Regions from separate parts of the Mus musculus genome. Here region 2 is linked to region 1. The links are chromatin contacts, found by Hi-C or POLR2A ChIA-PET in ENCODE. All regions are on one chromosome and are shown on one strand. Each heading gives the region's core, a stretch centred on a gene start or an enhancer-like site at or near the end of the contact. The rest is flanking DNA. Distances are from core to core; before and after follow the strand shown.

The links. Hi-C counts contacts between places; a loop is a spot of excess contacts on that map. ChIA-PET counts read pairs that join two places held with the same protein, here RNA polymerase II (POLR2A).
Region 2: a loop to region 1 is called in a map of gastrocnemius, with 2.5 times the contacts of the local background. The contact joins the promoter of Cmbl here to the promoter of Marchf6 in region 1. A Hi-C loop is called at or near these places in 12 of 37 maps with a recorded cell type or tissue (adrenal gland, gastrocnemius, heart and 1 more). POLR2A ChIA-PET finds 5 or more read pairs at or near these places in 3 of 5 experiments (Patski and embryonic stem cell).

What each region holds. Positions count from the first base shown.
Region 1 is chr15:31,527,556-31,532,530 of GRCm38, reverse strand. Marchf6 (membrane associated ring-CH-type finger 6) reads left to right here and starts at 1,494. Exons shown (of 26, transcript NM_172606.2): 1 at 1,494-1,728. The coding sequence starts at 1,710. Gm41287 (a long non-coding RNA gene) reads right to left here and starts at 1,427. Exons shown (of 3, transcript XR_875101.3): 1 at 594-1,427; 2 at 1-416.
Region 2 is chr15:31,565,475-31,570,245 of GRCm38, reverse strand. Cmbl (carboxymethylenebutenolidase-like (Pseudomonas)) reads right to left here and starts at 1,413. Exons shown (of 6, transcript NM_181588.4): 1 at 1,307-1,413.

The DNA.
Region 1 (4,975 bases), core at 245-2,744:
AACTTAGCTTTTTTTTTTTTTTTTTTTTTTTTGTGAGAAATCTCAAAGACAAACCTACAGGGACTGTCTTCTGTTGGGGGCTTTTTTTTTTTTTTTTTTTTTTTTTTGGTCTATTCTATTGTGTTCTAGTACATCAAGGTAGAAGAGAAGGAAGGTTAGAGGGAAAGGGGGATGTAGACCTTTTTGACTACTCCTGATCATTAGGGGCATTGAGTTTCTTGAGATCAGTCCAATCTTCCACAACAGGGCATCTCCAACGTCTCATTAAGCAACAGCAACAGGAGCAGCAGGAACCAAAAACCTCCTCCTCCTCTTCTGCTTCCTCCTTCTCTTCTGCCTCCTCCTCCTCTCCCCACTTCTTCTTCCTCAAAGCACCTCCCACTGCTCTGGAGACTGCCATTTAGATCACTCCCCTCCTAGAGTACGAGACAATCATAGTTAACGGTTGTGGCCCATCTGAAGCAGCCCCATATCCCACACCTGGGGTTAAAACAAAAACAGTCACATAACTTTTTTTTTTTTTTTTTTTTTTTGGTTTTTTGAGACAGGGTTTCTCTGTGTAGCCCTGTAGTCCCGGCTGTCCCGGAACTCACTCTGTAGATCAGACTGGCCTCCAACTCAGAAATCCACCTGCCTCTGCCTCCCAAGTGCTGGGATTAAGGGCATGCACCACCTCTGCCCGGCCAAAATTCCGTTTCTTGAATCTACTTTCCGTTATGTGCACGTTTAAGCATCCGGGTTGGAAACACTTTTCTTCTAATCTGTACTATCTTATTTAGAGAAAGCTCTAAGGATTATGTGAGGAAGGTGGCCTACTGATGCGAGCAGGTCTGAGTCTTTCATCATTCTTTCATCAGCCATTTAGTTCTGGCCAGGTAAGCTTCCCTTAATTGTGTCGCCATCTGAACCCATTTCCCTTAGAGGTAGATTCAATGTTGGCTTTCAGCTGTGAAGACGTGGTCTTTCCACTCAATTGCATAAGCCTCCCCAGGAGAGATTCTGATAACCTGGATGCTCGTCTTTTTCCATCTTAGGGATGCTTCTGTAATTCTTTCAGACGTGCCTCAGAACCACTCAAGAGCGGAACCAAAAATGCTCGTTCCGGGGCCGACTCTGAACGCCCCGGGAGTGGCGGTCGGGTACCCCAAGCTGGGACCCTTTGTCCCCCACACCCGCTCCGGCGGGCGGGCGGGCGTGCGCGCCGGGCTCGCTCCCGCCGCTCCGCGTTCCTTTTGTCCCGGAACGCGCCCGCGCCGCCGCCGCCGCAGCCGCCCCTCCGCGAGGTGCCTGCCGCCTGCCTCTAGGTTTTCAGTCTCCATCCCGCGCGCAGCCTTCGCCACCAGTCAGGCCGTGTTTCGCACCCCGCCCCCGCCTCCGCGAGCCCGGCGCGAGCGCGAGCGAAGGCGCGCGCCGGATGTGACGCGCAGCGCTCCGGCGCCCCGCCTTTTCCGCCGCGCGCCCCGCCCAGGCCCGTCGCTCGGCCGCGCGCCCCTCCCCCCTCCCCGGCGCTCGCTTTCTGTCAGTCGCTGTCCCTGTCCCCCTCGCCCGCGACCGGCTTCCTCTCGCACCCGAGCGCACGCACTTGCCCGGCCCGCGTCCTCTTCCTCCTCCACTCCTCCCGCCCGCCCGCCCGCCTTTCCCTTCGGGCCCCGAGGCTCTGCCGGGTCGCGGGCGCCTCGCGGCTGCGTCACCGCCGCCCCCCAGACAAGATGGACACCGCCGAGGAAGGTGAGGCGGCGGCGCCCGCGCCCTTGCAGCGGCGCCCGCGCTCCAGTCGGGCCGAGGCGCTCGCGGCGGATCCCGCGGGCAGTTTGCTTGCCCGGCGGGCGGGCGGGCGGGCGGGCGGGCGAGCGCGCGGCTCGAGCTGGTCCTCCAGCGGGCTCGGATCGGAAGGTGACCCTCTGCGCGCCCCCCGCCGGTTCCCGCGGGCGACGAGGACTCAGCCTCGGCTGGGACACTGGGGTGCCAGGACTTCGGTGTCCGAGACGTGGGGTGCCGGGACGTGGGACATCCCGGACGTGGGGGTGTCGCGACGTGGGGTGCTCGAGACATGGGGATGTCGGGAAGTGGGGCGCTGGAGACCATAGGGTGCCCGAGGCGTGGGGCTGCCGGGGACTTGACGGTGTGGAAGATCGGGGCCCCGGCCACCGCCATCCCGCGGTCCGCGGAGGAGGGGGCCGCAGTGCGAAGTCCGGGGGCGTTTCCACTCCCCTCCCCCACTCGTTTTTCCCCCCTCCGTGTTCGAGTCTGTTTGCTGTTGTCCTGTAGGCCCAACCTCTGCCACACAACTTCTTTGTTGACTTTGAAACTTCGCGGAAAATACCCCGCGAGGTGACGACTGCTGAGTGGACTGAACTGACCCCTGCTGCAAAATCTTGCTCTCTGTTTGCCTTACCCTAACTGCACTGACCAGACCCGAGAGGGGACGGTTTCTAGAGACTATTGGAGGAGGGAAAGGCGAATATTTAGGTTTCTTCTAAATCCTTGTCACCACAAAGCAAGGGTTTGTTTGTTTTGTTTGTGGACGTGTACTTTGGATGCGGTTGTTTTGAATTAGCAGAGAACACGAAAGAAAAGCAGCCACATGGGTGTAGAAAGCAGCCGCTTACCTGACGTTGTGGCAAAGTGTTTTAAAGCAGTTTTTAGAGGCACTGATGTATTAGTGAGTCTGTAGAGGAAATTATTGATCATGTACTTACTAGTGCAGATACTTACTGTTTAGATATATTCTTGTTCGAATGAGCGTTCTTTTCAACCTCAGGCTTTATTTTACCGACTTTACATGCAATCGAACCATCAAGCACTTGTATTGAAGTCATTAGAGTAATAAAAAGTTTAGTAATAATGTGATGAGTTGATTTTTTTTAAAAAAAAGTATTGTTTACAAAATATGCACAGGAGGATTGATTCACTTTGACGTTCCCGACAGCCCTGCGGGGTGGATGTGTGTTACCTTTCGTGGCTGTGGAAATGTAGGCTTATTTAATAGCTTGGTTAAGGTTCACACGGGTGGTAAGAAACAGTTGACCCTATTTTCATTGTTTGTCGCTGCCACTTCATTATGCTACAGTACGGTTCTATTCAATGAGTGAAGCTAGTTGCCATTGCAGAACTTTGGGAAAGAAACTGTTGAGGATTAACAATCGCCCAGGTTGATCTTGTGTTTACATCTCTGTAGGTTTCACAGCCGTTTATATTCAGTGCCTGTCTTTGTTTTGTTTGGTTTTTGAAATGAGTTCTCCATACTCCTCTGTTTCAGCATCTTGTACTACCATGCCTGGCTTTGATTCGAGTTTGTTTGTATTTTGCTCATATGTATTTAATCGTTGTTAAATGCCATGTGTGCTGGGACTCAAAACCTGGTCCTCTGTAAGAACAAGTGCTCTCAACTACACATAATCTCCTTTGATTTAAGTTTTAATGACTAAATCTAGCATCTGTATTACTTGGCTTTGCACTGACATATTATATGAAAACCTGATTTTTTTCCACCTGGGCAGTTAGTACTTCACAGATTTATGAAATGACCACAGGTATTAGTAACTCAGGAATTGAGAAACTGAGTGTGATGTCATGAAGGAAATGGTACTTCTAGTGCTTGAAGGTACTTTTTTTTTATTGGGATAAGATATAAGTGATGTTTTAAAAATCAATTTGGATATTGAACTCAAAGTAACTGATCACTTAGTGAGGACTCAGAGTGCTTTCCCTTTACTAACACTGTAGTACCTCTCAGGTTTTGGAAGGAAGCAACCTGCTGTTACACAGGTGAAGGAACTAAAGGTTAATTTGGATGAGCAACTTGCCCAAGTTCACTCAGGTGGCAAAGGCAGGAGAAAGAGTCACTCATGTCAGACCCCGTGTAGTTATTCATAAGTGAACTGGAGAGATGGTTCATGAGGCTCGTCAAGTGTTCCAGAGTGCGGTAACTTGTTTTTGTCATTTCCTTTGGAGGATGAATTATTAATATAAGCTAACAAGACCTTTGCCAGTATTCTCCTTCCACCGTATGGGTTCTAGGAGTTGAATTGAGGCCACCAGGCACCTTTCCTTACCTGAGGAGTCAACTCTTTAGGCATATGAAAGTGAATAGTAATAGTTTTCATGGCCATTTTTGTAAAGTTTTGAATTGAAAGGGTTTTTTGTTTGTTTGTTTGTTTTGTTTGTTTTTTTATTTCACAACTTAAAATTGACTTGAAATAACTGCAAGGGATAGATTCATGACAAACATTATAAAATGAAGGTGGCACAAAGCTTGTAAATGATTCTACTTGCTCAGTTACTGCAGGGTATTTAAAACAGTATCATAGAGTGTTTTGACTTGAATGCAAGAATGTGTGTGCACCATGTGCCTGCTGGTGCCATGGTGGCCAAAGAGGGCACTGGATCCCGTGGCATTATTGGAGTTATGAATGGCTGTAAGCTTCTCTGTGGGTGCTGGGAACTGAACCCAGGTCCTTTGCCAGAACAGCTAGCGCTCTTAATTACTGAGCCAGCCATCTGTCCAGCTCCTGTAGATTATTTCTTAAATTAAAGAAATAAAATTTGTTTCTTTTGTCTATAAACTGTTTGTTGGTTTTGTGTTTGGAAAGTATGACTTAACAGAAAGCAAATTAAATTTGTTTTACTACATTTATTTATTTATTTAAAGAGAGTATGTATATATGTATGTATGTGTGCCCATTTCATGGTGCAGTTATGGAGTTTAGAGGACAACTTACAGTAGTCGGTTCTCTATTCAGTTTCTACTTCAATCATGTGGGCCTTGTGTATCAAACTCAGGTTGTTAGATTTATTAACAAGCACCTTTACCTGATGAGCCAGACCCATTAAATACTTGTTAATAAGAGTGCATGTTGTAGGGCCGGAGAGATGACTCAGTAGTTAAGGTCCCTGGCTGCTCTTTCAGAAGACCTCACATCCATTCCCAGCACCCATATCGCAGCTTACAACTGTTTGTAACTCCAAGGAATCC
Region 2 (4,771 bases), core at 164-2,663, 38 kb before region 1:
ATGAATGTTCACCTTTTGTGGAAGGCTGTCTTTTAGGAGCAAAACTCTATCACTTTCCCTGCCCCCTGGAAGTCAGACACAGCAAGAAAGCATGTCTCAGAGTACAGATTTCCTGATTTAAAGCTCTGAGGATTGGTGTAGCTCAGAAGTCAGATCACACAATGAACTTGTCCAAAAGAAGTATATATATATAGAGATAGATAGATAGATAGATAGATAGAGAGCCTTAACAAGCTCAGAGTGCACAAACAAGATTGCAGCAGGAAGTACCTGCAAAAAGGAGTCACAGACATGGGCTCAGAGTACAAGGGCAAGTTTGATCCTGTAGAAAGCTGGTGTTTAAGGAGGGAGGGGCTGGCAGCCTGCCAGGTTAAAGGTTGTAGAAACTTCACTGCGCCTGATTTTGTGTCCTGCCCTGAGGAAGGCAGAGCCAACTCCTAGCCTTGAGTGATTCTGCTGTTCCCTCCCCCAAGTACTTAGTTTTCCTGACCATGTGCACGGTCTGCAGCAGGTCCACGGTTTGGACAGCGTTAGATAGAAAACTAGACCTAAGCGGCACATAGAGACCTCTTTAATCATGCCAATCACTGCCATGCCTTTGGTCTGTTCTCTCTGTTGCAGGCCCAGCAGGCTGTCCCGTGGTGTGTGTGTGCCCAGGGCTCCATTCTGACTACCTTGTTTTAAACGGACTCTGGGGACAACAGGTGTCCTTTTCTGTCAGCAAGTGGATATAAACTGCATCGGCCAGTCTCTTTAGGACCTGGGCCAACCCCAGTGGCCATGGAGTGTAAAACCACACTGTCTTGGCAAGATCCACCCACCATCTAGGATGTCATATTCTTATATGACAGCCTGTCTTTGCTTCTATCCACCCAGAAGAACTGTTGCCAGACGTGGGTACTGAGTTTAATGCAAATATGCTCAGTTTGTTCATGATTCCATCTTCACAAAACAACAACAACAACAACAACAACAACAACAATATAATCAAAATGCCCAGCCTAAAAATAGTATTTAAGGTCAGGGAAGAAGGGTTCTTCTCAGGGACGTGAGTTTGACTACAAACTCTCAGCTGTTTTTAAAAGCAAACATCTGAATACCTACAGAAAAATATCCTCAGAAGTCAAGGGTGGGCACCTAGGGCTGGCTGTGGTCCTTGCCATTTTTGCCAGGACAGTATATATGGCAGCTCATTTTGGAAAATGATCCTGGAAGCGCCTCACATCTGCACCAGCAAAAGCCCTTTTCCTGCAAAGCCACAGGCAAGGTCCAGCAGGTTTGTCTGTCCCCAGCGACCAGCACCTACCTTGTCTAATGGTGAAGAGCAAGTCAGCAGGAGGCAGACGCCCTGGAGCTGACCCGGTAGGGAGGGACATGCAGAAGAAGGGAGGAGTCTCAGTCTGCACGGGAAGTGGACACTGCTGTGGCAGTGTCCTGCATTCCCGGGAAAAGCCGGGGGAGGGGCAGGTCCGCAAGGACCGCGAGAAGGGGCTGGATCCTGGCTCCCGGATGGAAGCAAGAAGGCAGGGTAGGAAGAGTGGTGATAGGAGGGAAACAGAGGCCTAAAGAGGCAGGGAATGAGCCTGGCACTCTGCCCTGGGCCTGTCTACTGGGACGCATACTTCTCTGTGGTCAATCACAATCGGGCTATTTCAAGCACTAAGCTACTACATTTGTGTATTTACCCCAACTTACATATAATCTTCTTGTGGCTTGGGTGGTTTGTCTGTGAGGAAGGAAAGTAGTGAAAGAAAACGTTGAGAAAAGAAGATGGAGGCATCGCCCAGGGAAGAGCAATGAAACCAGTGTTAATTTTCCGGTGCTGTCTCTTGAAGATGTGGGTGCTGGCTCAAGGCCTAGCTCTGGGCAGCGCTTGTCCTCAGGGCAAACCAATAACATAAACCGTGCCTTTGCTGAGAAAGATGGATGAAATCTAAAGCCCACGAGCTCCGTTAAAAGTCTCAGGTGGGACAGGATTGCTCTCCCTGTTTCTGAAACTGTCAAAAAATGCATACAATGGAGTGGGGAAGCTGCCTCTTAGTGTTCCACAAAAGCAAAACATTTTCTCTAAGATGGAGAGGTGGGGGTTTTTTTCTGGTTTTTTTTTTTTTCTTCTTCTTCTGTTGTCTTGTTGTTTGTTTTGGTGCTTGTGAGGGAGGCTCAGTTGTGTTTTTGTTTTCACTTATTTTTTAACTTTTAAAATGTATTTATTTGTATTTTTATGTATATCGGTACATTGGTGTTCTGCCTACATGCGTGTTCACGTGAGTGTAGACAGTTGTGAGCTGCCGTGTGGGTGCTGGGAATTGAACCCAGGTACTTTGGAAGAACAGCCAGTGCTTTTAACCACTGAGCCATCTCTCCAAGCCCCTATTTTTTTTGTTTCATTTTATGTATATGGTCTCTTGCCTGCATGTATGTCAGCATGACTGGTGTCACCTGAGACCAGAGAGGGAAGTGGACCCCTGGAATTGAAGCTACACATCCAGATTGAACATGGCCAGCAGAAAAGACCGGGCCATGAGAGGAGAGAGAAAATAGAGTAGGAAGGAAGAGAAGAGAGGAGCAAGGAGGGGCGGGGCAAGAATGGAAAAAGCCAAGAGAGGGGCGGGGCAAAAGAGGAAAAAGCCAAGAGAGGGGCGGGGCAGGAGGGGCGGTGCAAGAGAGGAAAAAGCCAAGAGAACCAAGGGAAAGGGAAAAGAACCAAGAGAGTGCAGAGTCTGTAATGGTGGGGCGACATAGGAAAAGGAAGTTGCGGGAAGGGAAGCAGTCCCTATGATTGAGAGGTTTAGGTAGGGGCTGGGGTGAGAAGAGCCACAAGTACCAGTGAGCCTGGAGGGCTGTGTGTGCTTCGGTATGCTAATAGCCAGCCATTTGCCCTGAGTTTCTTTGGGACCTGACACATGCATGATGTATGTATGTATGTATGTATGTATGTATGTATATATGTATATGCACCATGTGGTTGTCTGATGCTCTCCAAGAGCTGAAGAGGTGTCAGATCCCCTGGACTGCAGTTACAGACTCCAGTTGTGAGCTATCATGTGGGTGTTGGGAACCAAACCTGGGACCTCTGGAAGAGCAGCAGGTGCTCTTAACCACTGAGCTGGTTTCCAGTCCTTTGGTTTTCTTTTTTAAGGAACAGAAATACATACAGTGTATTAAGGAGGAGGAGGAGGGGGAAAGGGAGGGAGGGAGGAGGAGGAGGAGGAGGAGGAGGAGGAGGAGGAGGAGGAGAAGGAGAAGGAGAAGGAGAGGAAGAGGAAGAGGAAGAGGAAGAGGAAGAGGAAGAGGAAGAAGAAGAAGAAGAAGAAGAAGAAGAAGAAGAAGAAGAAGAAGAAGAAGAAGAAGAAGAAGAAGAAATGGGAATGAGGAACCCAGAGGGGATAGGGAGTCCATGGGAAGATCATCAGAGTCAACTAACGTGGACCCCTGGGGGTTCCCAGAGATTGAACCACCACCAACCAAAGAGCAAGCATGGGCTGGACCTAGGCACCCACACATATGTAACAGATGTGCAGCTTGTTCTTCATGTGGGTCCCCTAAAAGCTGGAATGAGGGCCGTCCCTGACTCTGTCGATTTACTGTGGATCCTGTTCCCCTAACTAGGCTGCCCTGTCTAGCCTCAGTGAGAGAGGATGCAATGACTAGATGTGCCAGGGTGGGTTGATACCCGGGATGTGGGAGGCTGGGGGAGGAACTCCACCTTCTTTTAGGAGGGGAATGTGGAGGAGGGGCTGGGAGGGACCAGGAGGAGGGCTGCAATCAGGATGTAAAGTGAATAAATAAATAAATAAATAAATAAATAAGGAGGAGGAGGAGGAGGAGGAGGAGGAGGAGAGAACAAGCCAGGTGCTGTGGTTCATAGCTTTAATCCTAGAACCTAGGAGACAAAGTCAGGCAGACTTCTGTGAGTCTGAGACCAGCCTGGTCTACATAGTAAGTTCTAGGATAGCCAGAGCTACATAGTATGACCCTCTTTCAAAATAAGTAAGTAAGTAAATAAATAAATAAATAAATAAAATAAGAAAACATTTCTAAGGATGGGGGTGAACTAGTAACCAGGAGACAGAATGCTCAAAAGCTCTAAATGTTTTCAAGGACTGGGGCTGCAGCTCATTTGGTAGAGTGCATGCCTAACATGTGCAAAGCCCTGGGTTGGACTTCCCAGAACTGCATAATAAAATCAGGAATGCTGGTATAAGCCCTTGACCCAGCACTCAGGGGATGGGGGCCAAGAACAAGTTCAAAACCTTCCTTGGCTACAATGTCATGTTTGAGGCCAGCCTGAGTTACAGGAGACACTGTGCATTAAAACCAAACAAGTAACACTTTTTTGAGTCATCATTTGACATCTTTGAAACTGTGTAGACGAGGAAATAATAGACATGACTAATTACATATCATTTTTTTCTATTTGCTAAATTTAGCTCCTTAAGCATCAGTACTAGTCTCTGATTTAATAACACTGTTATTAATAGATGGGATGTTATAGTCTGAGGACTCGGCCTTGCCACAGTTTGCTAGCCTGTGGTGAGGGGATGAGTAGAGTGTAATAGAGAGGAGCCTTCTCCTGTACCTGGGCTTCTGGACCTTTCTCTGATTGAGGAAAGCCTGCTCTTCACGTCACTGAGGAGTCTTCGGCTCCCCCTCTGGGCAACCCAACAAAATGACCAAGGCCCTTGCACTTGTCCCCTTAACTGCAAAATGAGGGAATTACACTGGATTTGGTCCTTATACTCACCCCTGGAGAGGCTGGCAGAAACTGAAA